Regions from separate parts of the Homo sapiens genome. Here all the other regions are linked to region 3. Evidence: chromatin loops called from intact Hi-C (ENCODE). Cell type or tissue: PC-3. All regions are shown on one strand.

What was found. Peaks named below come from ENCODE experiments on the same cell type or tissue, not always from the same donor. Only the 100,000 strongest peaks of a DNase experiment are listed, where the experiment ranks them.
Region 1: it touches region 3 in a loop (4-fold over the local background); 2 of 110 quality-filtered maps call a loop at or near these places.
Region 2: it touches region 3 in a loop (14-fold over the local background); 51 of 110 quality-filtered maps call a loop at or near these places.
Region 4: a loop joins it to region 3, with 3 times the contacts of the local background. A loop is called at or near these places in 11 of 110 quality-filtered maps.
Region 5: it touches region 3 in a loop (25-fold over the local background); 3 of 110 quality-filtered maps call a loop at or near these places.
Region 6: a loop joins it to region 3, with 9 times the contacts of the local background. A loop is called at or near these places in 2 of 110 quality-filtered maps.
Region 7: it touches region 3 in a loop (12-fold over the local background); 68 of 110 quality-filtered maps call a loop at or near these places.

What each region holds. Positions count from the first base shown.
Region 1 is chr5:35,525,891-35,529,890 of GRCh38, reverse strand. No RefSeq gene overlaps it. Among named protein-coding and RNA genes, the nearest start is that of SPEF2, 90 kb to the left of the region's middle. In PC-3, no CTCF peak of the experiment used is centred here; no DNase peak of the experiment used is centred here; H3K27me3 peaks cover 1,964 bases.
Region 2 is chr5:35,649,503-35,653,502 of GRCh38, reverse strand. The region is part of intron 6 of SPEF2 (sperm flagellar 2); the gene reads right to left. Among named protein-coding and RNA genes, the nearest start is that of SPEF2, 34 kb to the right of the region's middle. RefSeq lists a silencer at 1-96. In PC-3, a CTCF peak has its summit at 2,147 (motif pointing left); a DNase peak (open chromatin) is centred at 2,132.
Region 3 is chr5:35,922,949-35,926,948 of GRCh38, reverse strand. The region is part of intron 1 of CAPSL (calcyphosine like); the gene reads left to right. Among named protein-coding and RNA genes, the nearest start is that of CAPSL, 14 kb to the left of the region's middle. RefSeq lists enhancers at 311-390, 481-530 and a silencer at 1,728-2,022. In PC-3, CTCF peaks have their summits at 314 (motif pointing right), 1,653 and 1,864; DNase peaks (open chromatin) are centred at 308, 1,868 and 2,648; H3K4me3 peaks cover 1,832 bases; H3K27ac peaks cover 1,186 bases.
Region 4 is chr5:35,227,036-35,231,035 of GRCh38, reverse strand. It overlaps PRLR (prolactin receptor), which reads left to right and starts at 549. Exons shown (of 10, transcript NM_000949.7): 1 at 549-768. In PC-3, a CTCF peak has its summit at 1,599; a DNase peak (open chromatin) is centred at 1,545; H3K4me3 peaks cover 1,316 bases; H3K27me3 peaks cover 3,797 bases.
Region 5 is chr5:35,476,450-35,480,449 of GRCh38, reverse strand. No RefSeq gene overlaps it. Among named protein-coding and RNA genes, the nearest start is that of SPEF2, 140 kb to the left of the region's middle. In PC-3, no CTCF peak of the experiment used is centred here; no DNase peak of the experiment used is centred here; H3K4me3 peaks cover 1,214 bases; H3K27me3 peaks cover 641 bases.
Region 6 is chr5:35,712,311-35,716,310 of GRCh38, reverse strand. SPEF2 (sperm flagellar 2) reads right to left here. Exons shown (of 37, transcript NM_024867.4): 20 at 3,425-3,499. Among named protein-coding and RNA genes, the nearest start is that of SPEF2, 96 kb to the right of the region's middle. In PC-3, no CTCF peak of the experiment used is centred here; no DNase peak of the experiment used is centred here.
Region 7 is chr5:35,615,526-35,619,525 of GRCh38, reverse strand. SPEF2 (sperm flagellar 2) reads right to left here and starts at 1,663. Exons shown (of 37, transcript NM_024867.4): 1 at 1,471-1,663. The coding sequence starts at 1,528. RefSeq lists an enhancer at 813-1,620. In PC-3, a CTCF peak has its summit at 1,729 (motif pointing left); a DNase peak (open chromatin) is centred at 1,675; H3K4me3 peaks cover 1,611 bases.

The DNA of each region.
Region 1 (4,000 bases), 400 kb after region 3:
TAAGAACTTTCACAGGAGTTTTTCTGTTTGTTTTTGCAAAGCTATTCCTATATTCTGTTCATTTGCATTTCTTTCTTAGACATTCAGGCCATACTTAAACACCTTCAAGCAGCTGGCAGTAAGTACCTTATGAGAAAGTATCACTGTAATTGTTTCTACATAGTCAAACATTTTACCTTGACTCAGTCAATAAATTCTAGTTGCCCTATTGGATCCTGAATGTAAATTTATAGAGAATGAACTCTCATGACCTAATCAGAGTCAGGTATTCTCTCAACTAATACATGGTGGCTATGTGGGGTAGGGAGAGGGAAAGGTGGGTGAGGAGGGGATCACACAGTATTGAAGTGGGTGCTGTCAACCATGGGATTGAAATGAGAAGGGAAAAGTGGAAGGGGCGATTTCCAGGAAAACAGGTCTCAGAACCCAGAGAAAGAAGAGTGTGAAGTAAACAAAAACAAAATTTCCACTATAGCATAATATCCTTCAAAATAACTGAAGATAATTGTCAGGCTCTCAGCGAGTCTTCTCTTTTCTGGGTTTTACACTTTAAGATACTTTTTAACATCTTCACACAGCTGTGAAGCCCTTATCTTTTTTAACCTTTCCAAATTTGTGAATATTAGATATAATGTACAGCCCTATAAATGATTAGCATAATGTGTAATTATAAACACCTGTCTAAACACTACCCAGGATGGCAAGCAGAATATTGCCTGCACCTTCAAATTCTCTAATTTATTCATGTCCTGTAGACCCCCGGAGAAAAAAATACTATCTTTTTTTTTTTTTTTTTTTTTTTTGTGACGTAGTCTCTGTCGCCCAGGCTGCAGTTCAGTGGCGTGATCTTGGCCCACTGCAACCTCTGCCTCCTGGATTTAAGCAATTCTCCTGCCTTAGCCTCTCGGGGAGTGAAGATTACAAGTGCCCGCACCACGTCCATTGAATTTTTTGTATTTTTAGTAGAGACGGGGTTTCACCATATTGGCCAGGCTGTTCTCGAACTCCTGACCTCTAGTGATCCACCCACCTCAGCCTCCCAAAGTGCCGGGATTACAGGCATGAACCACCGCGCCCAGCCAAAATGCTATCCTAACTTTTGAGGTAATTGCTTATTTGCTTCTTTTTTTCCCCCTCCTTTTGGTAGTTTATTCACATAACTATATATCCCTAAATGTTTTAGTTTAGTTTTGCCTGTATTTTTTTTTAGCTTTGTATAATGGACACATACACACATATGTCTGTTTGTGTCTTAATTCCTCTGCTCAACATGTTGTTTATAAAATTCATGCATATTGATGTGTGTAGCTATATTTTGTTTTTATTACTGAATTATGACAGGTTTCTTAAATCCATTCTGCAATTGAGGCACATTTGGGAACTTTCCAAGTGGTGTATTATTATGCACAACATTGCTAGGAACCTTTCAGATCATGTATCCTGGTGCCCACAGGTAATTGTTACTCCAAGGTATACATCTAGGAGCAGAAATGTTGTCTTATAGGGTGTGCATGTCTTTAACCTTACAAGATAAGATCAATCTATTTTCTAAAGTGATTGCACCCCAGGCAGGATATGAGAGTTCCTCTTGCCCCATATACACACCATGGCTTAGTCTAGTCATATGTTCAGCCTCTTCTTTGTGGCTGTAATTTACAGGTGTCACTGTCTTCCATCTTGACCCTCAGAATTATACCCAGGACATCAGGTGTGATCTGCCCACAGCACTGTCCTCTCGTTTGTTATTCAATGGCATACATCTATGATTAACCTAATCACATCGATGTTGGACAAACCTAAGTCTTTGTTGATAAGTCACGTCTCTTTTGTATTATATTTTTGCAGTTGATTTTTTTGACCAAACATTAGAACTTTGCACTGATTCTTACTCATCTTATCCAATTTGACCTATGATTCTAGTTATTAAGATTGTGTAAGATAACGGTTCCTTCACTGAAAATACTAGCTGTCTCTCAGCTTCAAGAAACTTTCACGTAATTCACCACTTTATCTCAATGTAAGTCACTGATATGTTGTGAAGAACAGACTATAGAAAAGAGTTTTGGAAAATGTATCCGAAAATTTTTCTCAGGCTACCTCCTATCCACTACCCAGCACTCTCACAATTTAGCTAGTCAGACAGGAGCAAAAGCATCCCTGCTACTTTACCATCCAGGCATTGTCATTTTATGCCTATAACTCCTTAACTTGCGGTTGACATCCTTTCCTTGCTCTTGTTCTAATAGAGCTTACAAAGATCCCACGTGTGTGTGTGTGTGTGTGTGTGTGAGAGTGAAACTTTTCCCCAAGACTCAGATCATTCTGAACTTTGATAAGCCTGGTCTTGTTCTGTACAATTATAGTACCCTGTGACACTCACCTTTGGGTTCATGCCCTTGTTTTTCTCTCATATACAAGTTCTTTAAAATTTGAACTCATCTGAGAAAGCCACTATAATCAGCTTTTTTTTTTCGTATACCTGCCCTATGTTTTCTCGTATGCAATTTTGAAATGAAAATTAAAGTTTTCAAGAACTTCCTCTCTGTCTCTCTATGGCCTAAGATACATGCTATGAATTCATACATACTTTTTCTGATTTTTTTAATGACCATCTCTCTAAAATCTATGGCATACTTTTCATTGGCTACCATGAACTGTAAAATGAATGTATTCTCCCAGGTCCCACCAATTCTTTTTTTATAAACAAATGATCCTATATAGGAAGGACTAGCTTTATTGGGCGTGTGGCTTACTACACAGTTGCACAGAGTCTTATGCTCAGAAGGCCCCACCCACTTAGTTTTAATACTCTGCTGTTGCTATCTTGAAATTCTTAATAAGTTTTGAACAAACGGCCCAGTATTTTCTTTTGCACTGGGCTCTGAAAATTGTGTAGCTGGTTCTGGCACCAATCTGTATTAATAATAGGAAACAATCTATCCATTGTCTCTGTTTCCTATGAGATAAAACTGGCTGTAAGGCAATTTAGGACATTTTCAGATTTTTGTCACCCAACAATACTTCCAGAGATAATAACTCTGTTCTACAATTTACTTCCAAAATCATTCCTCAGGGCTTTTTATCAAGGTCCATCTCCAAAAAATTTCCTTTCTAAAAGTAACTTTGTTTTTCATTATAATACATGTATATTGCAAAAAATTTAGAAAATATAAAGAAGACATTTCTATAATCCATAAATGAAGAGCTTTAATATTTTATTTGATATTCTAATGATCCAGCTTTTAACGTAATTGTGACTATGGGACACCTACAAAATGATGTATATTAATATTCTAAATGGTATTATTTATAAATATATGTATGCTCAATTACAAAAAATGAATTCAACTAAATATAAAGATATTTTAAAAGTTAAAAAGCTTTCTAAGAACTCAACACTCAGAAATAACAACTTTGATAGTTTTTGCTATAGTTTTTATCTCTGCAGATTTTTAATAGATAAAATTGTGCTACATAGCTGATACCTAAGTAAGTAAATACATATCATAATTCAAAAATAATATCAAAGTGGCTTAGTAATGGATTATACTTCACCAATATCTTACCCTTCAATATTCACTTTCTAAATCTACTGTCTTTGCTTTCTCACTTACTTCCAACTCATGTTTTGATCATGTCATATTGCTACTGGTATCTACTAAGTAGAGGCCAGGGATGCTGCTCAATATTCTACAGTGAATACAACAGCCCTCCCTGGCACCCACAACAAATCTTGTCTGACCCCTAATGGCATTAGTGCTGAAAAATTCTAGTTTAATGTTATTCTGGATGTGGCACTCAATACAATTAGGAAAGAGAAAGAAATGAGAAATACAAATGTTAAAAAGACGCACTTATTATTTGTAGGTGAAATGAACATATACTAGTCAACCCCCAAAAACCTATTTAAAATACTATTGATCAGGGATGGAATAATTAATTCTACTAAAAATGGCCTAAAAGAAAATTAATGTGTATTACAACTTGTGATATTTTAAGA
Region 2 (4,000 bases), 270 kb after region 3:
ACATTAATGCCAGGTCACTAGAATACTTCTATGTACAGATGGTTCCATCTACTACACTCTTCCATCATCTATGAAAGTGCAAGTTACTCTATCAACTCTCAGATCAATTTTTGACTGCTTAGAACAGTCGCTGAACACTTATTGAAAACACAGCAGTTGAAATTTGGCTTGCTTGCCATGCCACACATGTAAGCACAGGTCTGACTGGCTTCTTGCTCATGCCCTAGAGATTCAAGTGAGAAGACTCAACTCAGAGCTCTTGTCCTATCTCATGTCCAAAACGTAAAGGATCAGGAAGAACCCAGTGGTCTTCCCAACAGAAAGTTAAGCACATTCAATTTAGTGAGTCAAATGGGGGCTTGGTACAGAATTCATAGATTCATTCCAAATTTATCATTAAAAGATACATTTTTATGTATACAAAGATCAAATAATCATCAATTCTCATCTGCATCCTCTTCAAAAAGTAAACAGAATAATACAATAGTACAAGATATACCATAATGTTACTTGCCTAGAAATAATGAATTTTTATATTATGTATAATCATTGCTTTTGTTACAAGTAATTAATATATTTGGTTTACAATATTACTTATAATCTTATTATTCAAAAAATAAGGATATATTATTAAAGTGTGTAGAGACTTGTCATCAATTCTTATATAGACACAAGTACTCTGATAAAAACATAGTTAACTCATGTTTAATTTTTATGATGTAATACCTGCATATTTATAATATAGACCATATTGTAGTATAGGTCATAATTTGGAGGTTTGCGCCTCCCAGCTGATCTCCTAGTGAATAAGAGAAGTATCCTATTTTTCTTCTGCCTGCACCTGTGCCTAGCATGCCCAGCAAATAGTTGATGTCTGCTAAATTTCAAATAATGTGCTAAAAAACACCATACATACATAAAAATCAAACTAAAGTTCCAATCATTTTATCAGCCGGGGCTCAACCTTTGATTGTATTCTGTCACTGAGAAGAGTTGAGCACAAATTATGTAGGTACCAAGCACTCAGTAAGGCCAAAGACAGAGTTTAACCCTATCTATTTATTAAGATTTAGTATTTAATTGTGTAGCGTAACACTTTTAGATCTTTCATCAAAAATCTTATTATATTTGTACTTAAGTGTGTTGTGTAAAAGCTCCTGCCCTGGATTGAGCGTGGGTTAATAGCTCTCTCAACACAATATTTATGCTGTCAATAATATACTTAACAAATTGCTTCTCCTTTATCAATTAGTCAACCCATCCATCTGTTGTCTTATTCCAATAAAGGTGAAAAAAAACTACACATTATGTACTTGAATAAATATTCATTTTACTAGATGTAGGTTTCTTGAGGGCAGTGATTATATTTTCTTTTTATCTGTTTGCTTGCCAGACCTTCATCTAATGTAATAATTGTATGTGTATAATCTATTAGTAGCAGAAACCTTGGTCAAATTTGTGTTTCTTAAGAAGTAGTTGCTGGGAAAAGCCTCTGACAAATATATTAACCCAAATACCAAATTACAGCAGCCAATAACCCCAGCTAAAGAAACAAATAGCAGACAGGATTTATTATTCATCTAAAAAATGAAAAAATGGAGGAACCTTGTTACACGGGGAAAAACCAGCCATGAGGGCTCTTGCATTGCTGGCATGAGACATTATTTCATTCTTCCACAAAAGAAAAACGATGGACTTTGAGGTGGCATCCAGAGAAACTGTTCAGGAGCAGGCTATGAAAAAGGCAGCTGCAGAAAGTGCTCCTGAGGTTCAAGTTGGGAGACTGTATTGCCTTCTGGAGTCAAGTTAGTGTGAAGTTTTTCAATGTGCCCAGAACATTCTTGATTCTAAGCTAAGATTCAGCATGAACTAAAAAAAGTAGTGATTAATGAAATGGCTTAAGAAGGGTGCTATATTGTAACCATAGCCTCTGTTTTCTTGAAAAGTTTGCTCTAGGCCAGCACTTCCCAACGTTTTTCTTTTTAAGGCCAAAAGAGAAAACGAACTTTGTGCAACACACTGGAAAGGATTTAGATTCTCAGATGAAGCTGTTCACAGCCACAGGTAACTGGCCCAGGGACTTCAGCTGCCCCAGGCCTTCTCCTCCTGCTGTAAGTGAGGGTGTCAATATCTCAGATGCCCTCTGCTGGAAATCTTTGGCAGGACCAAGTGAAGGCTTCTGTGAAGAAGGGACCTGACACTACTATTTCCCTCCCTTTTCTCTCAAAATAGAACCCCAATTTTATGCAGGGAAACAGTGTGTCCAGTTAAAGACTACGTTTCCCAGCTTCCCACTCTGTCAGGTGTGGCCATGTGACTGAATGCTCTCCAATAAGATATAAGCAGAAATGTTATATGGGACTTCTGGGAAGGCTTTTGAAAGAAGCTATTTCAGATAGGAGATATCTACTTTTTTGTCTGTCTTCCTTCCTGATATCTGGAACATGGGCCAAGTGGCCGGAGTCCCAGCAACCATCTTGTATCATGAATGTAACCTTGAGGATGAAAACCACACAACAGGACAGTGAGGCAAAAGAAAGGAGAAGCCTCAGTCCTTGATAACCCTGGAGCTACAGCATACACTATGGGCTGCTTACCTTCTGATTTCTATTACATGAGAGACAAGCAGATTTCCCTCTAATTTCATTCACTGTTGTTTTGGGGTTTCTGAAACTAACTGATAGAGACCTAGGGTCTGGTTGGGTTGGCAAAGGCAATAGGGAGCAGGTAAATGTTTGCAGCTGTAATGTACAGGGATGATCTTTAAGACATTTAATAACTGACATGGCAAGGACACTAACCAATAGACATGGATACTGGTGCAGGGCCTGGGAGACAGTGCTGTGCTTCATCTTAACTATGGTTGCTAAACTGTGTGGAAATTGAGGGGTCCCAGGAAAGGGGCAGGCCAGGGAGCTACAGAAAGTAGCATTCACCAAGTAGCAAAGTATTCAGTAGTTTAAGATGGTCTTTCTGGTGGACACCAACTGTTTATCACCACAGAGCCTATGGTTAGAGAGATGGGTGAAAGAATGAGAAGAAATTGGTATTTTCATGGGCCAAGGTCAGGGTAGGTGTGTGCTAGGGTTCAAGTGGTGGCTGCATGGATGAGGAGACTTGGATTATGTTGTTTTTACAGGTCAGGATCAACACTGATAAATGGGAGTGGGAATCAGAATAGGGCATCAGGAGTTTCTGCAGAGGGTAGGAGGAAAGGCAATGTACATGAGTATTCTCCATTTTGCTTAATTTTCTTTCTTACACCTGACTTCATCATTTCTTCCTTATGGCTCTGATTTTCCTTGTTCCTCCTCATTTGACTGTCTCTCCCTTCCGTCAGGAAATTTTAATATGAAACTGAAGTATGTAATTTTTTTCTGCTTTTCTTTAGAATTAGTACCTTCTTTAACAGAGATTTATCTCATATTTCGTAAGATGTAAATGCATAGAGTTTGGATCATTTCCATTTAAAAATATAAAAAAACCCAAGTTGTTCCTACATATGTCATCCCTAATGAATTATTTTCTGTGAATCAATGACCTCTCATAGAAAACAAAGTGTGAAGGAGCTTTATCTTTAGGTAGATGAAGCCAGTTAATGAGGAACTTTGTTCAATGGACCCACCAAAGTGACTGTCTTAGTGACATTTGTTTAATGAACTCATTCACTCAACTTCTTACTGCTGGTCTCTATGCTAACTGCTGAGGATACAGCATGATATAAACCAAACTAGAATCTAATAAAGGATTTACTGTGACAAATTTAAATTAGTGGTACCTTGAAACAATTTTAGTGAATGTTTAAAAAATATGTGTGAACTTAGAAGAATAAACATAGCACAGAAAAATAAATCAACTTTACATTTCGTAATAGTCTCTTTCTCTCAGATATTTATAACAGTTGCTAACAATCTGAACTTTAGCTCATTTATCTTCCCTAATTACTCTCTGAATCAAGATTCTTTGGAGTGAAAAGATCCTGGAATAGCTCTTCCAGATA
Region 3 (4,000 bases):
GAGCTGACTAAACCTGCTTCGGTTCCCTTTCAAGGAACGGTCTTTTCCCTGAAAAAGGAAAACCAGGAATGTACGGTCAGAGAAGTCAAAGGAGGGAGAGTTTCCTGAGGGTGAGGTGAGAAGTTTCCATTGGATTTTGCAACAAAGAGGATGTAAAAGCGTTGGTGCCTTATAGTGTCTGGATCAACGATCTCTAGGGTTGCCTCTTTAGCAATAAGATCCCCTTCTGTGTTTGCAGGTAGTTGGCTGCAGATGGAGAGGAACAGAGAAAGGAAGAGAGATGTAATTCAGCTTACTGCCACCAGGGAGCACCAAAGACAAGTCAATAGATGCAGGCTAGGGCTAGAGCAGTTCCCTCTTCCAAGGGTCCTCTTAAATCTGTCTCTGAACCTTACGGAGGGAACCATGAAGATACAGACCCCATGCATTTACAGCTTTCCACATCCTTCCTACAATAATTCGCAAAATCCAGGCGGGAGAGAGTTTGGCGTGGCAGTTGGTTGTGCACCGGGAGGACAGTGGAATGAGACAGCCTTAATGGGACCATTGCTACCGTAGCTACACTCTGCCTCTGCCCCAAATCTCCAGGCTTCTGTGAATATCCTCCCTTGCTGCCAGCCACTGGAGGGTGAGAGTGGAGAGCGCAAGCAACAGCTCTGGATGCCAGCCCCGAGTCCGCCCTCTCCCTCAAACTGCACGTTCTGCCACTGGCCATCTCCTATCTCTTCTTCTCTCTCCGTCCACACGGTCCAGGCAGCATAGCTGGAAACAACAGTCTCCTATTGGCTAGCCTGTCCCGCCTTCCTATCCATTCTTCTCACTTTACAATGCAAACGGCCTTTCCCGTTTTTTCGTTTTTTTTTTTTTTTTTTTGAGACGGAGTCTAGCTCAGCCGCCCAGGCTGGAGTGCAGTGGCGCGATCTTGGCTCACTGTAACCACCGTCTCCTGGGTTCAAGCGATTCTCCTGCCTCAGCCTCCCGAGTAGCTGGGATTACAGGCAACCGCCATCATGACCGGCTAATTTTTGTATATTGGTAGAGACGGAGTTTCACCATGTTGGCCAGGCTGGTCTTGAACTCCTGACCTCAGGTGATCCGCCCGTCTCTGCCTCCCAAAGTGCTAGGATTACAGGCGTAAGCCACCGCGCCCGGCCAGAAGACTTTGTGGTCTCCTGTTTTTTAAGAAGACTTTTTCCCTTTTTTGTGGTCTCCTGTTTTTTAAGAAGACTTCTTCCCCTTTTAAGAAGACTTTTTCCTTTTTTAAGAAGAATTTTTCCCTTTTTAAGAAAACTTTGCGGTCTCCTGTTGCTCTCAGGAGAAAATCCAAATCCCACCCTGGCACCCCAGGCTCTTTGGGATCTGATGGCTGCCCGCCTGGTCAGTTTCATCTTTACCCACAATTCCCCTTTCCCTACTTCCTCCGAATCTTCACTACTGTTCATCTCCCCCTGCCACCCATACCTCTGTTCTCCAACCATACTGAAATACTTGTACTTTCCTAATTATATTGTTTTCTCTCTCACCTTAGTCTGAGTAGTTGGTACACCTGCTATCTAAAATATCCTTCTATCCCCACGTCCCCAGCCTCGATAACTACCACCTTCCATTAGGATGAAAGTTTAGACATCACCTCCTCTGAGAGGTCCTCAGAAAGCCCCACTCCCAGGCCAGGTAAGCCTCCCGTCCTCTTGTGATTGCATCCCCTGCTCAGCCCCCAGGCTGTAAGCGTTGTCTTGGTCCTGCTTTCATCCTACCCCTAGCACAGTGCATGGCGCTTCCTGAGCTCTTAGCAGACCTGTGTGGAAGGCAGAGACTGAACCGCATGCCTGGCCGGGGGAATGTGCAGACGCCTGAGAACACGTGGTGGCGCTGCGGCCAAGTGCGTCGGGAGCGCAGCCTCTTCGCCTTGCACAGGGATGCGCTCCGTTGTCACCACACCGGATCTTTAAGGTTCAGACAGAGTCTTCTACAGGCAGAGACACTTTGTGCACTGCTATGAAGTCGGTGACATATGTTTGGGGACTGACTCTTGCCCTGGTGCCTGGCGCCTTTATTGAAACTTCAAAGCTGAGCATCTCCCTTATGCACTTGAGATCCTGTGCAATCCTGCCTTCCTTAAAAGCCCCGGTGCTTAATAAACTTTTCCCTTCTGCTTAAATACAGGAGATCAGGATTCAAACTAATGAAGACTCTAGGCTATTCAAGGGCTTGCTCCTCTGAGTAATTCCTCACACTCCCACACTCTATTCCAGCATAGTGCCTCGAAAAGAGTACACAATACAGTTAGCTAGTGGTTGGTGAACTGGGTGATTCAATGATTAAAAGGGATGCTTACTATGGGCATTTCAAGTTTCACGGTAGGCTAGCAGGAGAGAATGGACTTTTTTCCCCTTGAATTTATTAGACTCCAGAAATAAACTGCCAACATCATCGCTGGGTAGGGTCAGCCTCAAGAGGTGGGACAGCCTGAGGTACTGGGCTGGCAGTTTCTTGCCTTCCTGGACTCGATCCCACTTTCCTATGAGAAAGCACCATCAAACTGTGCTTTGAGATTCTTATATGTTATTTCACAAACCACAAACATGATGAAGCAGAAAGAGCCCTTAGGAATCAGAAGCCGTCTGTTTTGGTCTTGGCCAGGACTTTTGAGCAAGTCACTTTGCCAACCCAAGCCTTAGTTTCCAAGTTTGCAAAATGAGGTTGCACTAGAGAATCTTCAAGGGTCATACAGTTCTAACAGCATGTGGATTACTGTGAGTCATGTTTCCGTGCGACTTGGGCAAGTTACCTGATTTCTCTGCATCCTAATTTCTTTATCTGTGAAATACCAATAATAGTAGTAACTAGCTCATAGGCTTGTTTTTCTTTTTTAACCTTTGCTAATTTACCAGGATGACTACGTGCCCAGCACACTTTAAATTTTTTTTTTAAATTGACAGATAAAGTTGTATGTATTTACTTTGTATAACATGATGTTTTGAAGTATGTATAATTGTGGAATGACTAAATCTAGCTAGTAACATCTGTGCATGGGTTTTATTTTATTGAGATGAATACACATAACATAAATTAGCAATTTTAAAGTGTATATTACATTCACAATGTTGATAAACCACCGTCTATGTCAAGTTCCAAAACATTTTTATTACCCCTGAAGGAAACTTTACATTCATTAAGCAGTCACTCCCCACTGGCCCTCCCACCCCAGCCCCTTGCAACCATTAATTTGCTTTCTGTCTCTATGAATTTGCCTATTCTGAATATTTCACATAAATGAAATCGTACAATGTGTGACATTTTGTGTCTGGCTTCTTGTACTTAGCATAACATGGCCAAGGTTTGTCCACATTGTGGTATCTATCAGTACTGTGTTCCTTTTTATGGCTGAAGAATGTTTCACTGTATGGCTATACCACAATTTGCTTATCCCTTTATCCATAGGTGGACATTTGGTTTGTTTCTACCTTTTGGCTGTTGTGAATAATGCTGCTATAAACATGGGTATATGTGCATTTGTTTGAGTTCCTGTTTTCAGTTCAACTCAAGGGGTTTTTGTGGGAACTGGACACATGCTTACTACCTAGTGGGGGCACCACTGATGCCTTTAATATTATTCTGAAGGTGTGCAAAGAGGGTCCCACTGGGGATCTGTCCCAGATCCAGGAGCTGGATCTCACTTTCTCTCCATGACTGGTTTTTAGTCTCTGTTTCTCTTCATTCTCACTTACTGTCATGGATGGCAGGGAAAAACCAGAGCAAAATGAATAAGGTGGACAAGGTAGGGGAGATGTCATGGGAAATGAGAATGGGAGGTGAGTGGCTGGGGACAGCCATTGGGCAAGTATCATGAAGCAAGGTCAAGGGTCAGGAAAGATGATGGTGGTCCTGGGAAGGATCAAGACTCTGAGGTGGGTTTAGAGAATGAGAAGGGCATGTTGTTGACACCAGTTCCTGCTTCCATAGGGGTTGGGGTGGGGATGGGGCGCATGCCACTAGCAGA
Region 4 (4,000 bases), 700 kb after region 3:
AGAGAATAAACACAGCACACTAGAAGTTTGCGCTTTGGGTATTAAAAAAAAAAAAAAGCAAAACCTTCTTAGGTCACTGACTATCTTCTTTTGCTCCTTTCTATCTGACTCCTCAGGCAAGGTGCAATTCAAATCCCTGGAGAACCTCTCAAATATAGCTGCTGTTCAATGTTACTCAGAAATAAGGAAAGAAATTTGACACGGAGACACTCCACATCTTGGCTGCCTGGAAAAATATCATCTTTGAGGTCATTCAACTCACTAAGTCATTTTTATTATTGTTTTGTCTGTCTATTTTCTGGTACAGTCTCAATGAAAGATATGTGGCCCTAATCATGCAAAACCGATCTGGGGGGAATCAGTTGTTTCTTCAGGTCTTCGCAGGATTCCAGCTCCCCCAACTACCTCCGTCGCCTTCTAAAACTGGCAGGCTCTGGACGTTTTGCATGCTGAAGAAAATCACTGTTTTGCCTCCAGCAAGGAACATAAATGTTGCAACACTGACTCCTCCTCTCATGAAGAAAGAGTGAACAAGTGCACCGAGTTGAGCTTCTTCTCACAGAGCCACCGGGCTGGGGACCGGGGAGCGGAGGCTGAAATCCCCAGACGCCGGTTTTCTGGGCTGGGCTTTCTGCCTTACTCACTCCTTCTCCCTCTTTCTGGATTTTACCGACCGTTCGCGAAACAGCTTTCCACACAATGGAGCTTCATGTCCTCGTGCAGGAAGTACTCATCGACTGATGTGGCAGACTTTGCTCCCTGGCAAAAGTGAGTACCCATGGCGAGCTGAGGCCGCCTCCGACGGCGCGCGGCAGGGGCTGCGCGGGCGGCCGCTCTCCGGGATGCGGGTTCGAGGCCCGCGTGCTGAAGGGGAGAGCGGGGCCACCGGCGCGGGCTCCTGGAGAGAACGCCAGCCAGGAGCCAGAGTCGGCAGCCGGCGGGGAAGCCCGGGATCCGCCCGCCTCCCGCCCGGATGTCCCTTCTCAGAGGGGCTAAAAAATACTCTTAAGGTGCTTTGCCTCCACCACTGCCCCCAACCCCAGCTTTTACAAACTGCACTCGGCTCGCATTCGCCTTTGTCAAAGGCATCTTCACCTGTATCCTTGAGCATGAGTTTCGGCGTTGATTGTGGGATTCTCAGAATGCAAATTATTTGCGTCAAAATAAAAAGAAAAGAAAAAAAGAGCGGGGAGGGGGAAGGGGCGCAGACAGGTGATGTGATGAAAGCCGGACTCGAGACTCTCCCATCAGCAGCAGCCGCCGCCGCAGCAGCCTCGCGGGCATCCGGCGGGGAAAGTTTAGGGTTAGCAATGCTGACCTGAAAGGTGTTGCTCCTCCCAAAAGTCAGCGGGGGTAGGGGCAGATGAGCAGCCTCCGGGCCAGAAGCCGGAGCTGGACGGAGGCACCTAGGCAGAGGAATTGCAGCCCGGGAGGAAGCTGGAAGGAGAGCCCGCTGGAGAAGGGAGGAGGGAAGGGAAGAGGAGTTGGTTAAAGTCAGGCAAACTCAGGTAACTGGAGGGCCGGCCCGAGTGCTACGGCAGGGGAAGGCAAGGGCTGGAGTTCTGGCTCTTTGAGTAGAAAACTATCCTTTTAGTGACCTCTACCTGTATCCTGGGGAAGCAACCCACACTGCCCTGAAAACAAGCAACGTAGGGGATTCTATGACTGGACTTGAAAATGGTTGCAAAACATTATTATTAGTCTGGAGGGATCACTTTGTCTTCATTTGTCAAGTTGACCGGGCAAGATTTCCCACCTGAAATCGTGCTTCACTTGACCAGGGAAGTGCTGCTAATCCCAATCCTGACCATCAGCTGTGCAAACTTGGGCAAGATACTTACCCTCTCTGGGCTTCGATTTTTTTTCTGCAAAGTTTAGGGAATTAATTAATTATATATATATATTATAGAAATATATATAATATATATATAAATGTTTAATGAGGTGGAAGTGCTGAATAGTGCAAGAGAGGAGCAGATGAAAATATTAATTTCAGTGGTTCTTAAAAATTAGGGGTGATAGGTCCTTTTGAGAATTAGCTGTGAGTCCTCTTCCTGGGGCAAAATGCATATGGCATGTACATAAAATTTTACATGCAATCCCTGAGGGTTTGTGGATACTCCCTGAAAGCCATGCCTGAATCCCAGGTGACAATCCCTTATTCCTCCTCCTGTATCAAGACCACCCAGCCAACTCCTTGCTGCTGGTTGGGCTGACTGTGGGAGTAATCCACAGCCTTCTTGGGGGTCTGGAGTCAGCCACGCTGCTGAAGGAGACAGCTCCCCTGTCATGGGTGAGCTCCCCACATGCTCTCTCCAGAGCTCTACCAGCCTCTGACTCCAGGGGACCCCTCCTCACAACCCTTTTTAATGACTCTCCTAAGGCGACAGTCCTTACCCCTAGAATTTTCAGTCCCACCAACCCTGGAGAGCCATCTAAAGAGGATCGCTGTCTGAATCAGAGTGCTCTTCAGGTCACCTAGCTGGATGGCAGGGAGGCCAAGGCTTTGTTTGGAAATGAAGCAGTCTTTGCTCCCTGAGGCATAGTATGAGTAGGCAGCCATATTCTTTTGAACCTCTGTACTTTGCCTTTAGAGGACTAAGGACTCACATCTCTGGGGACCCTGGGTGTTCCACTAGCAGTGCCAGCAAGGCACATCAGAAAACACACAGGGCTTTGGAGCTCAACAGACTGGGCTTCAGATCTTGACTCCCACACTGAGCAAGCCTCTGAGTTTTCCTGAGCTTCACTTTTCCTGTCAGCACAATGAAAATAATGCTGCTTTTTTTTTTTTTTTTTTTTTGCATGGTTGTTGGGAGAATGGAAATACTATGAATCATGCCTAGCCCATAGTCAATGATAAACTTTTTCTTAATATTAATGTGGCACCATAAATAAGTGTTCAATAGTCTCATGCTTTTAAGAACAGCTTACTCTCTCTCTCCTATGGGGCTTACATTAGTAGAAGAATGAGTAAAATTAGTTCTGGTCTAGTTATGCACAAAAAGGAGTGGTGGCCTCAGAATACAGAGTCAGACTGGCTGTTCGAATTGTGCAGTGTCAAGGAGAGCACTATGTATTGCCGGCAAGTAAAGTATGTCCAGACCGGCGTGGATACTTGACCTGTCTCTCAGTTCTCTTTTGACCCATAATCTTGAGTACAAAACAGCTAGTGCTGTGCCTGCAGCTAAAAACAGCCAGGCATGGAAAGAAGTGTTGTGGCTGGGTCCATCTTCAGAAACTGTAGAGAGAAATATCTCCATTGTCATCTTTCACAGTTTGGCACAGATGTAGCCAACTCAGCATGTACTCTCTCTCCATGGGGTCCTGGTGCCTCCATTGCAAGTGGTCAGATGATGTAGCAATGAAAGAAGGAAACATCGGAAACTTAAAAGGAAATTGGATATCCACAGAGTAGCCAAAGATCTATCAGTATACTTTGGTGAGGTATTCCTGCATGCAAAGATAGCAATATTCATGCCTACTATTTACTGAGCCTTTAAGATGTGCTAAGCACTTTCACACATTGCCTCAATTAATTCTCATAGCAAGATTGCAGAGTATGAGTTATCATTTAAAGCTTTACCAGTAAAGAAACTGAAACATGGAAATGTACATACACCCCCCAACCCCACACCCCACATCCGCCTAGCTCAGGAAAGGCAGAACCAGGATCCAAGCCCAGGTCTGTCTGACTTTGGCACCCACTCTTTTTCCACTACCCAGTGCTCCCAAGCTCCCCAATATCAGGCACTTGCATCAGCCAACCGGATTAAGATTCTTCTAAAAGGCAGGAATAGCCAAATCTAGTGGGTGCTTTTAAGTGGTGTGAACATGTGCTTGGCTTGTGATACATATTAACGGGTAGCAACAACAAGATCACCTATGGGAGGATAATATTCCTGACCCTTCCCAAGCCCAGCCATTAGACTCAAGATTGGCAATATCCAACATTAGCAGGTGAGGCTGGCGCTCTGTCACTGACTTCCTTGGTAATCCT
Region 5 (4,000 bases), 450 kb after region 3:
ATAATATTTTTTTCAAATTCTCTCATAACATTCCAAATGACTAGTTTTCTCTGCTATATTTTCTCAACTTTCAAATTAAAATTCTTTGCTTTAAAGTTAAAAAAAAAAAAAAGAAACATAACCATCCCTCCTCCAGATTTTCTAGTAGATTCTATAGTGAAGGTGAAATTAAAGGAACCATTTAAGTAAACAAGAGGAATGTATTTTTGGAAAACTGTCTCATGAAGAGTGCAAAGAAAGTATTTGAATTTGCTTTGAAACATAGAAAGAAACATTTAAAGGAAAGTAGGCCTTGTTGGCATGGTGGAAGAATCTGAAATAGCCAAGAGCAAGGCCAGCGTAAACCTTCCAAGGGCCATTCATTCTAATAATCGTGTCTTCTTTGGACATATAGCTTACTCCCATTTAATCTAGGAAGATATCTGAATTAGGCCTTTGCCTATAGAACTGTGATTCTCATTACCAGCTACACATTAGAGTTATCTGGGAGCTTTAATAAATACAAATGTCTGAATCTCACTGACTGGATAGTGGGTTTTAATTGGTCTGAAGTATGATCTGATTACCAGAATTGCTGAAAGCATTTCAGAGATTTTTAATGTGCAGGTAGATTAATAACCACTGCTCTAGTTAACTTAGCAAGTACTGCAGCAGTATAAAATTAACCTAAGATTGACAGTAGAGTAATTCACAATGCTTTGCATTTGCAGTTCATCATTAGCTAAAAACTCAATATTTTCAGTGTTTCCCAGGCCCTTAAATAAACAAAGCTCTTATTTTGAGGATTTGTCACCACACTGTTAAGAGAGTCTTTTTTTTTTTTTCTTAAGTGTCACTTTTGTAATCAGCCCTGTGTACATTCATTGTTCAGGGACAACTGCCTGATCTTTCACAGAGAAGCTTTTACTTCTGAAATTCCCAGATTCTTTCCCCAAAGTCCCTGTTCTCTGCATAGAACTTCCCTCCCCGCTCTAGCCTCGATAATATACCCTATGAGATCGGCACAAACAAGACATTCTGAGTCTTGACAGAAGGACAGAATGTGAGAGGAGAATAAAAGTTTCCTTTGTGTAGAGCATTGGTTGAACTTGCTGGTGTTGGTGAAGGAATTCAGCTTCCTGGTTGCATAGTATCTGTGTAGTTTCATTTTCATTTTCACTTTTCCCTTGTTCATTCAACAAATATTTGAATCATTACCATATGCTACTCACTTTGCTGAGCGTTAAGGATACAGTAATGAATAGGAAAGAAAGGAGTGATGAATAGGAAAGAAAGAATAGAACTGAAAGGAGGGTGGTGGAGAGTCCTTTCTCCTCAAATTTAATTTTAATAGAATAGATTTAAACACGCAGAGATTGTATAAAGCTGACAGTAGCCATCAAGTATGGCTATGAAGTGGGTTGTACCTCTGTATGGCTCTTTCTAAAACTTTGGCAGGGACCACTCAGTACTTGAGCTTTTGGTGCTAAGGTACTTCTAAGCCATGAACTTAAGCCTGCCTCTATTTGGAGGCTTTTTTTTTTCCTAAAACATGAAATTGTTTCCTAAAGAAATGAATCAAAATCCAAGCTGATTTTGCAAATAAGAAATCTTAGAAGAAAGGGATTTTGTCAGCCACTAATATAAAATCATCTGGGAATACAAAATTTTTACTGAACTAGAATCTCAGTGGCTGACAGGGGAACCTGCATTTTTAACATGGACCCCAGGACTAAAGTATGATAACTGTCACCTCAGAGAATCTGGTCTGTCTCTCATTGACATTTTTCTTTTATCAATCCCAATCAGTGAGTCCTTATGGATATTTTTCCAACTTGATTATCAAGTCAATAGGTTTCCACAAGGATTTTGAATAAGGCTATCTTCTTAAACTAGTATTAATAAATCCCGTATATGATATATGGGACGCCATCTGGTGAAGTAACAAAGGAACTTGTCTATAAATGTTTGAACTGAGGAGAGGGGAACACTCAAGGTCAGCCATCCAAAGCAAGTGAGGAGCAATTCAGGTGGGCAAGACTAGAATATGTTAGTAATCAAAACATTGAAACCTACTCAATGACATTGTAGTAGGGCTGAGAAAAGCCTGTGAACAGGTCTATTTATGCCTTCTCTCTAGTTTTAGACTTTATGTTGTCTAAAACAAACAAACAAAAAATCCTGTTATTGTCACTAAGCATTGACTGTCCAGGAGAGAAATAGAGAGAGAAAAAATAAATGTCTGATAAAAAGAGAAAGCCTTTTGTCTCTGAGTTAGAGAGGAGCCACCAGGCTTCATCATGAACTGGAGGAAGTCTTCTGAAGACTATCTCAAGACTTGGCTCAAGGTCCATAATCATTGCTCAGTTTTCTTACTGTAATCTGGAGTTCCCCTGAGATTTCAATACTAAGAGAGTGCACTGGCCAGAACATCTTTGCATCCCAGTGCCCTTAGTGTTTATTTTTCTCACTGTGAATTCATATGCTGGCATGTGGTTTATCCTTTTTTCTCTATTGAGCCTGGAGAGTATTGGTTGAGCCCCCAGCTCCATCAACCTCTCTAATTATGGTGTCAAAACAGAAAACAGAAACAGAGTTTCTTGACTTCAAACTTGAGCATTAAGACTCTGTGGGACTACACTTAGGTGAGCAGCTGGACTCATTCAATAACATGTTTAGGTTGTTTCTCAACAACCGTAACACATATGATAGACTTTTTAGAGCTCTTAGGAGACAAGCTTTTATTTTACAAAGAAGGAAACAGATTGAAAGAGGTGAAGTGGTGAGCTAAGGCCAAAAAGCAAGAACATGGATGGATAAGGACAGAAAACTTTTCAATCTAAGGGTAATGTTTCTTCTACAGCATGACAGCATCTCTCACAAACTGTGCTTGCCACAATGACTTTGTTTTCATCCACTTATATGTCCACTGAGCTTTTGATGACAGTATACCTTTGTTAGGATGCAAATAGATAAAATGACTTCATAATTATAGAAACTTTACAGTAATTTTGTCCAAGGCCCTATAGCTTCCAAAACAAATATGTATCAATATATATTGATATACTTCTTAAGCCTGGCATAGATTTCTTCTTTTCCTTTTAGTCACCTAGAAATGTCCCTATCTAAGCATATTAAAAATCAGATTGAAGACAAACAAAACTCCCTTGCTTGAAAATGTGATCTCCCTCCTTTTGAAAATAATAAAAACTGACAAAATATTTATGTTCTATTAAAAGACACAGTCAACCCTTAAACTTGGTTTTTTCCTTAAAAAACACATCACCAAGTACTAAAAGGCTAGTTCCTATGAAACTGTCTCCAGCTAGAAAGGGAGGTCAAGATGCCCCACAAATGTGATTTACTTCCTTAAGCATGTTTAGACAGATCTCTTGCACACAGAATTGCCTTTAAATAAATAGCCATATAAAATTAATTTTGTCTGTTTTGCCTCAAGTTTGTTGTGCTTGAGGTTTATTTGCCTGGTGTTTACAGGGCTGGGGTATAACAGAAAGCAGACCAGAAATCAACACATTTTATCTGGGCTCTCAATGCCATGTTTCAGAACAGTCACTGGCCTCCCACCAGACTGTTGATTGGATTCAGATTATGACCTTCCTATTCGTTCCATTTAAATTACCCTGAAGGTATGACCTCAACAGTGCTCTGAGACAGTGTTGGAATAAGCTTTGCAAACAGCCCAAGCTAGGAATTCAAAAAGCCCTCAGCAGTAGCCTAAGAAAATCTTTATTACAGAAAAACTTACAGATTTGATGTAAAACATGCTTATAATCACTTTGGGAATAGCGTTTGCATGATGTATTACAGCTTGTATGAACTGGAAAGAGAAAACCTCTTCTAAATGATTATCCAAAACAGTTTTAAACCAGGGGTATCTCTGAAACAGTAAGTTGGTATAAACAATTGTTAGGGATTTTAAAATGTAGACTGTTCTCCTTCATTTCACCTCTGATTTTCAGGTAGCTGCACAGCTCTCAGGCTAACATCTTTCTCTATATAG
Region 6 (4,000 bases), 210 kb after region 3:
TGAGAGCTGAGCATAAATTATAGCCCTTAAAATTTTAACTAAAACTTTTATCTCAGTGTTAACTCACCAATTAGCTCTAGTTATACAAACCCAACATATCATATAATTAGAGAAGGGTGAGATTCTCTTTGAGAATCATGGTTATGATTCTCAAAAATGTTTGGACATTTGAGAATGTCCAAACATCGATTTTAGCATGTTATGTTTTGAACAGTACACACTCTTGGACTGCAACAGCACTGGCAATTTGTGATGAACAGTTTAAAAAAGACACATACTTCATGACAATGCCCCTTGAATGAACCTGGAAGAAGTAAATTGCATGCATGCATACTGCATTTCAATCTTTAGTTAATTTATTGCTACAGCACCTTCAATATGAATCTAACTGATACGCTTTTTAGAGCCTGGGATTTTCTTTCACCAGCTATCAATTACTTTAGAAATTATACCCCCAACAGAGCAAGACTCTGTCTCAAAAAAAAAAAAAAAAAGAAATTATATCCCCCTATTTCACAGAAATAAAGTAAAATAGAAAAAAGAACATAAATGAAACTAGGGTCAGGAAAAATATAACTTAAAGTAGAAGTTCAAAATCAGGAGAGGAATTAGAAGGCAGACATGGAGATCTAGGTCCTTGCACAGATACTAAACCTGAGCCACGAGTTTTTTTCTGAACTTCTAGTCAGCCAAAACACAAAGGAAAATGCTCTCATTTTGAGGCGCCCATTATCTAATCACCCAGAGGAAGAGACATTTTCCTGTCCCTTGATTCTGAACGAAATTTATCACCTAGGATTTCATATAGGGGCCACGGAATGATGTAGTGGGCATAATATTCCTTCAGAAAATATAATACCAGGTTATTATTGGTATAATAAAAGTTTCACCTCCACTGCTATGTTAAGTTGTGGAGGACTTTTTTTTTTAAAACTGGAAGTTTTATTTCATTTCAATGGACATTAAAGTTGGCCTACTAAATTAGAAAAATAAGGAAAGTCATTAGTGAGTTTTGAGTGAAAACATAAGTCTTCAGAAAAACTGTTCTTAACAAAATTCTTTACAATAAACAATTATATAAAAAACTTAAAATTGGCCAGGGGTGATGGCTCAGGCCTGTAATCCCAGCACTTTGGAAGGCTGAAGCGGGGAGATTGCTTGAGCCCAGGAGTTTGAGACCAGCTTGGGCAACATGCTGAAACCCCATCTCTACAAAAAAATACAAAAATTAGCCAGGCGTGGTGGCATATGCCTGTTGTCCCAGCTACTCGGGAGGCTAGGGTGGGAGGATTGCTTGGTCCTAGGAGGTCAAGGCTGCAATGAGCCATGATCACACTACTGCACTCCAGCCTGGGCAACAGAGTGAGACCCTGTTTCAAAACAAGAAACAACAACTTAAAATCAAACATTATTGTTTCATAATCAAACGTTATGCAGAAGAAAATTTTGCAAGGCTGATATTTTAGAGATAGTGTCGCATGGATAAAGCCATAGGCATTTACAATTAACTGAAAAAGGCAAGCAATGCAATGCCACCAGATTAATTTAAGTTGTAAGATACTTGGGCAGTAGGGAAGCAGTCAGGGACAATAAATAAATAAATAAATAAATAAATAAATAAATAAATAAAAATAAACCCAAAAGACAAACCAACCTAACCTAAAAACAAGCTGGACTTAATAGCTTGCATTTCAGAACTGAGGCCATGTAATTGTAATATTAAGAAAAAAAATACAAAGTAAATACCAAATACGAATGTCAGGTCAAAAGAATTTTCAATAAAAAAAATCAATAAAAATAACCTGTTAATGCTCAAATAGATAACTTAAAAGTACCTGACTGTTAAAAAATAGTTACAGAGTACATATCCAAATACCGTAAAAGGGACACCACCCCTCATAAATAGGCTTTTAAAAGTTCACTTATTGAGGGTGTATGCATGACATAAATTTTCCAGGGAACTTATGACTCTTTAAAAAAGCAGGGAGTGGGGTTGGGGGTGGGGAAAGTAACTCAAAGTTCTCTAAAATATTTGCAAGGTTCTCTTTACTCTTTGATGGTTGAAAAATTCTCTGAAGAAACTCAAACAAGTCATAAGAATTAAAATCCCTTGCATGAGATACAATTTAGAACAAAGTAAAACCATTAAAATCCGTTGCCAGTATGTAGTTACACCAAGAACTTACATCAAGCTGTAAACATTTGTTAATTCAAATTCTAAAATATATATACTGTATATAAAATATATACTATATAAAATATATATACTGTATATAAAATATATAATACTATATATAACATATATACTATATATAAAATATATAATACTATATATAACATATATACTATATATAAAATATATAATACTATATATAACATATATACTATATATAAAATATATAATACTATATATAACATATATACTATATATAAAATATATAATACTATATATAATATATATACTATATATAAAATATATAACACTATATATAACATATATACTATATATAAAATATATAACACTATATATAATATATATACTATATATAAAATATATATAAAATATATATATATATTTTGAGACAGAGTCTGTCACCCAGGCTGGAGTGCAGTGGCGCAGTCTTGGCTCACTGCAGCCTCCGTGTCTCCCGGATTCAAGGGATTCTCCTGCCTCAGCCTCCTGAGTAGCTGGGACTACAGGTGTGTGCCACCATGCCTGGCTAATTTTTGTATTTTTTTAGTAGAGATGGGGTTTCACCATGTTGGCCAGGATGGTCTTGATCGCCTGACCTCAGGATCTGCCCACCTCAGCCTCCCAAACTGATGGGATTACAGGCATGAGCCACTGCGCCCAGCTCCAGTTCATATTTTTAATTGTTTATAAATTACTGGCTTAAAGGATTACAAAAAAATGTAGACAGGTCTCAAAAACTTCAAGAGTTCCACTAAAAATAGATGGCAAAAATTAAATGTTCTGCTTTAGTTAACAGTATTGTACCAAGGCTCCTTTCTTAGTTTTGTAAATGTTCTAAGGTAATGTAAGATTTTTATTTTATTTTTTACCGAAGTGCTTATCAGTGAAGGAAATCCAATAAGGGGTCCAAGAAAACTTGATTCAGTATGTAGCTTTCGGATGGCACAGCTTAGTCCAAGGATAACAGCTAAAATATCTCTGATAAATGGATATTCTGTATATTAGATATTGTCTAAATTATCCCTGCAAGCATCACTTTTCTCAGCAGGGCCTTTGGTAAGCGCCAGGATGCAGAAAGTTTGCGACTATATTCTTTGGCAAGGGCTTATGATTTACAAATGCCTGAGAGAAGTGGTCAATGTATACTACTATACAAATCTAGCTATTTTCACTGAGATAGTTATAAAATGCAGAATTACATGTAATTATATATATTTTTATCTGCTGTACCTTTTCTTTTGAGTGCGGTCTCACCTTTCTTCCCTTTTCCTTCCTGAAGAGATTCTTGCTTACCATGCGGGGCTTCTAAACAAAATTCGACACACAAAAATCATTGATGATTTACTTCAATAGCCTGGGCTATATGATTGTAAGCAAGCTAATGCTATTTCCCATAGGTAAACAGTTACATTTGTGAACTGCATAAAATGGCTCAGGTTTTTACTTTGAGTTAAAATTATCCTGAAGACAGACTATGGGTTGAAACTTCTGGAATGATAGCTCTAATAGCAGCATTATTCTGTCACATTGAGATGTTTAGTCCTAACTTTAATATAAACATTTGGTAGTGGATTTGATCATAAACTCTTTAATGGAACTAGCTGTGGCATTTTTAAAAGTTAATCACAAATCCATTTGGAGCATATGGCTGTATTTGGATTTGTTTCAACTGAATGTGCCTATACAACAAGACAACTGTATCTGTGATAAAAATGATGCCAAAGCCAGGTACAGTGACATGCACCTGTAGTCCCGGCTATTGATGAGGTTGAGGCTAGAGGATGGCTTGAGCCCAGGAGTTTGAGT
Region 7 (4,000 bases), 310 kb after region 3:
TATTTTTAGTAGAGACAGGATTTCACTATGTTGGCCAGGCTGGTCTCGAACTCCTGACCTCATGATCTGCCCACCTCGGCCTCCCAAAGGGCTGGCATTACAGGCGTGAGCCACCGCACCCGGCCCGGGTGTGGTTTTTACTAATAAAATAAATGAACTAAATTAAACTAAGCAATATGTAACTGCTTTTCTTTTAGAAGAGTACAACTTAAGGGCATGATATTTTATTTTGGCTCCTATGGTGAGACAGGAATAAGAAACAATAAATGCTAAATATTGTCCTCAGTCCATCATATTTTAGCAAATAAACAGTTGGAGACACAATGGGATAATCGTAGAATACCAGGAAAGAATTTATTGCAGTTCACAGGGAGTGTGTAGATGGTTATTTGACAAAGAAAGAGTCTGAGGTTTATGCCTCAAGAAATGCAACAGGAGATGCTCCGTGCTAAAGATCCTCATGCTGAGAGTATTAATAACTACTTTGCACCCACAGAAACACTACCGATCTAGCAACTTCTGTAGATAAGCTAAGGTTGAACTGGCACCACTGCCTCTCTGGTAGCAAGCTGGTGTTAAGCAAGTTCTTCTGGGAAAATGGACTGAAATGACTTGCCCTGAAAACCTCTTCCCTTAAGCAAAAAAAGAAAAAAAGACAAACAAAACCAACTGAAAAATGAACTCCTGAAGAATTACAGGGCAGTCAAGGAAGCTGCCAGCATGTAAAATTGTCTCTGTGGTTGTCAGACTTGGAAACTTTGGGTGGCAACTGCATGGTTAGGATAAAATTAGGTTGGTGAATAAGGTCAGCTTTGGGCAAGAGCCAATAGTGACCAGAAATAGCTAGTTTGTGATTTGGGGCTTAAAATTTACTAAAATTTGTAAATGTTAACATATTCTACATTAACTTATTTTTCACCCACCCTCCCCTGCTGGTCAGTTAAGTATGGAAAGCATTATTAGGTCCATTTTATAGAGAAGGAAACACATTCAGAGAAGGTATTGTAACTTGTCCAGTGGCTTCATATTTCATCGACTAGCCACCACACCATGCTTCTGCTTCTGGTGATGTGAAGGAGGCATCGTTGGGGTCAGACTACAAAGTCCAGCAAAGTTCCCTCTCCACAGAAGCAAAGGAGACCTTCCTAAACCCTCTGATTGCCTAGAACCACATCACAAAGTCAGAATGCCTGCGGGTTGGGCCCACCGTGACAAGGGTAACTCGAGAGCGGCAGAGTGGGGACGTGACAAGGCCTTGCCCTGGCTGGGGTGAGCTGTAGGGAGGTGGCGGGACGGACCTGGGGCACCGCCGAGCCGAGTTGCTCACTGTGGGATGCTGCCGGCTACGCAGGTGCCCCACCTGTGCAGCTCGCGCCCTGCCCGCCACCTTCCCTGAGTGCGCTGCGCTGCGCTGCAGGCTCTGCGCCCCGCTAGCCCCTCAGACGCTCGCCCCTGGCCGTGGTCACTCACTCACGGTCCGGGACACCTTCAACTCCTTGTTGAGCCACTGGCACAGGATCTCCGACATGGTTCAGCCGGTGCCTCAGACCGCAGGCGGGGGCTTAGAAACTCGCCAGGAACCAAGCCTGCCAGCCCGCGTCCTCCTGTAGCCAAGGGCAACCCTTTGCTATGGAAGCGTATCCAGGCTGGAACTAGGCGAAAGGCCTTAGAGAAGAGGGGACGCTAGGGCTCAGCCGCAGAGGACAGAAAATCGTGTTTCGCCACCTGCTGGCGGGTAAGACCTGAGCGTGCGCCAGCGCAGGAGGAAGCCGTTGGGGGCCTGTGAGAGAAGTTAGGGAGCAGTGGGTGTGGGGAGAGGCGAGGCGGGAACACTTAGGGACACAGCAGGAGCTTCTTAGGTGAGCAGAAAGTAAAACCAGAGTCTCCGCAGGGCTCCGTGGCTCACGCAAATAATCCTACCACTTTGTGGAGGGGGTGGCGCTCGACTGAGCCTGGGAGTTCAAGACCAGCCTGGGCAAGGTAGCAGAAACCGTTTTTTTTTCTGTAAGAAATTAGGCGGCCGTGGTGGCGTGCGCCTGTGGTCCCACCAGCTCAGGATGCTGACGTGGAAGGATCAACCCAGGAGGCGGAGTTTACAGTGAACCGAGATCGAGCCACTGCACTCCAGCCTGGGCAACAAAATGAGACTCTGTCTCAAAAAAGAAGAAGAAAGAAGAAAGAATAACAAGAAGGAGAAGGAGAGGGAGAGGAAGAGGAGGAGGAGAAGAGGAAGAACAGGAGGAAAAGAAGAAAGAGAAGGAGAAGAAGGAGAACAAGGAGAAGGAGGAGAACAAGGAGAGATCAAAGAAGAGGAAGAAGAAGAAAAAAGAAGAGGAAGAAAAAGAAGAAGGGTATTTGGGGTATCCATCACCTTGAGTATTTATCATTTATATACGTTGGTAACATTTCAAATCTTCTCTTCTAGCTATTTTGAAATATACAATGTATCATTGCTAACTATAGTCACCCCAGTTGCTAGCTAACATTAGACCCTATTTCTTCCATCTAACTATAAGTTTGTACCCATTCACCAACCTCTCTTCATTTCCCCTTCCCACCCTCACATCCTTTCCAGTCTCTGGTACTCATAATTTTGTTCTCTATCTCCAGGGGATCAACTTTTTTAGCTACCACATATGAGTAAAACATGCAGTATTTGTCTTTCTGTTGCCTGGCCTATTTCATTGAACATAATGGCCTCCAGTTCATCCATGTTGCTGCAAATGACCTGTTTTCATTCTTTTCCATGGACAAATGGTATTCCGTTATGTATATATACCATTCTTTCTTTTTCCATTTGTTCGCTGATGGACACTTAGATTTATTCCATATCTTGGCTATTTTGAATAGTTCTGTGATAAACATGTGAGTGCAGGTATCCCTTTGATATACTGACTTCTTTTCCTTTGGATAGATACACTGTAGTGGAACTGCTGGATTTTATGGCAGTTCTGTTTTTAGTTTTTTGAGAAACCTCCATACTGCCTTCCATAGTGGTCATACTAATTTACATCCCCACCAACAGTATGAGTTCCCTTTTCTCCACATCTTCTCCAGCATCTGTTGTTTTTTGTCTTTTTAATAATAACCATTCTAACTGGGGTAAGATGGTATTTTATTGTGGTTTTGATATGCATTTGATAATTAGAGATGATGAATTTTTTCATATACCTGTTGGCCATTTGTACCTCTTCTTTTGAGAAATGTCTATCCGTGTCCTTTGCACACTTTTTAGTGGGATTGTTTGTTTTTTTAGTGTTGAGTTGTTTGAGTTTCTTGTATGTTGTGGATATGAGTCCCTTGTCAGATTAATAGTTTGCAAATATTTTCTTCCATTCAATGGGTTGTCTCTTCACTCCGTTGATTGTTTCATGTATTGTACAGAAGCTTTTTAGTTTAATATAGCCCCCAGTTGTCTATTTTTGTTTTAGTTGTCTGTGCTTTTGAGGTCTTATTCATAACATTTTTGCCTAGGCCAATGTCCTGAAGTGTTTTCCCTATGTTTTCTTCTAGTAGTTTTATAGGTTTAGGTCTAACATTTAAGTCTTTAATCCATCTTGAGTTGATATTTGTGTATGTGGTGAGAAATACTGTTCAGCTCTACTCTTCTGCATATGGATAGCCAACTTATCCAGCACCATTTATTGAAGAGAGGGTTCTTTCAACATAGTTCTTGGTGCCTCTGTTGAAAATCAGTTGGCTATAAATATGTGGATTTATTTCTGGGTTCTCTGTTCTGTTACATTGGTCTATGAGTCTATTTTTATACCACTACCAAGAAGTTTTGATTACTATAACCTTGTAATATAATTTGAAGTCAGATATTGTGCTGTTTCCAGCTTATGCTGTATTAATTACTATAGCCTTGTAATATACTTTAAAGTCAGATACTGTGCTGTTTCCAGCCTTGTTCTTTATGCTTAGGATTGCTTTGGCTATATGGACTCTTTATTGGTTCCATATGAATTTTAGGATTGTTTTTTCTATTTCTGTGAAAATG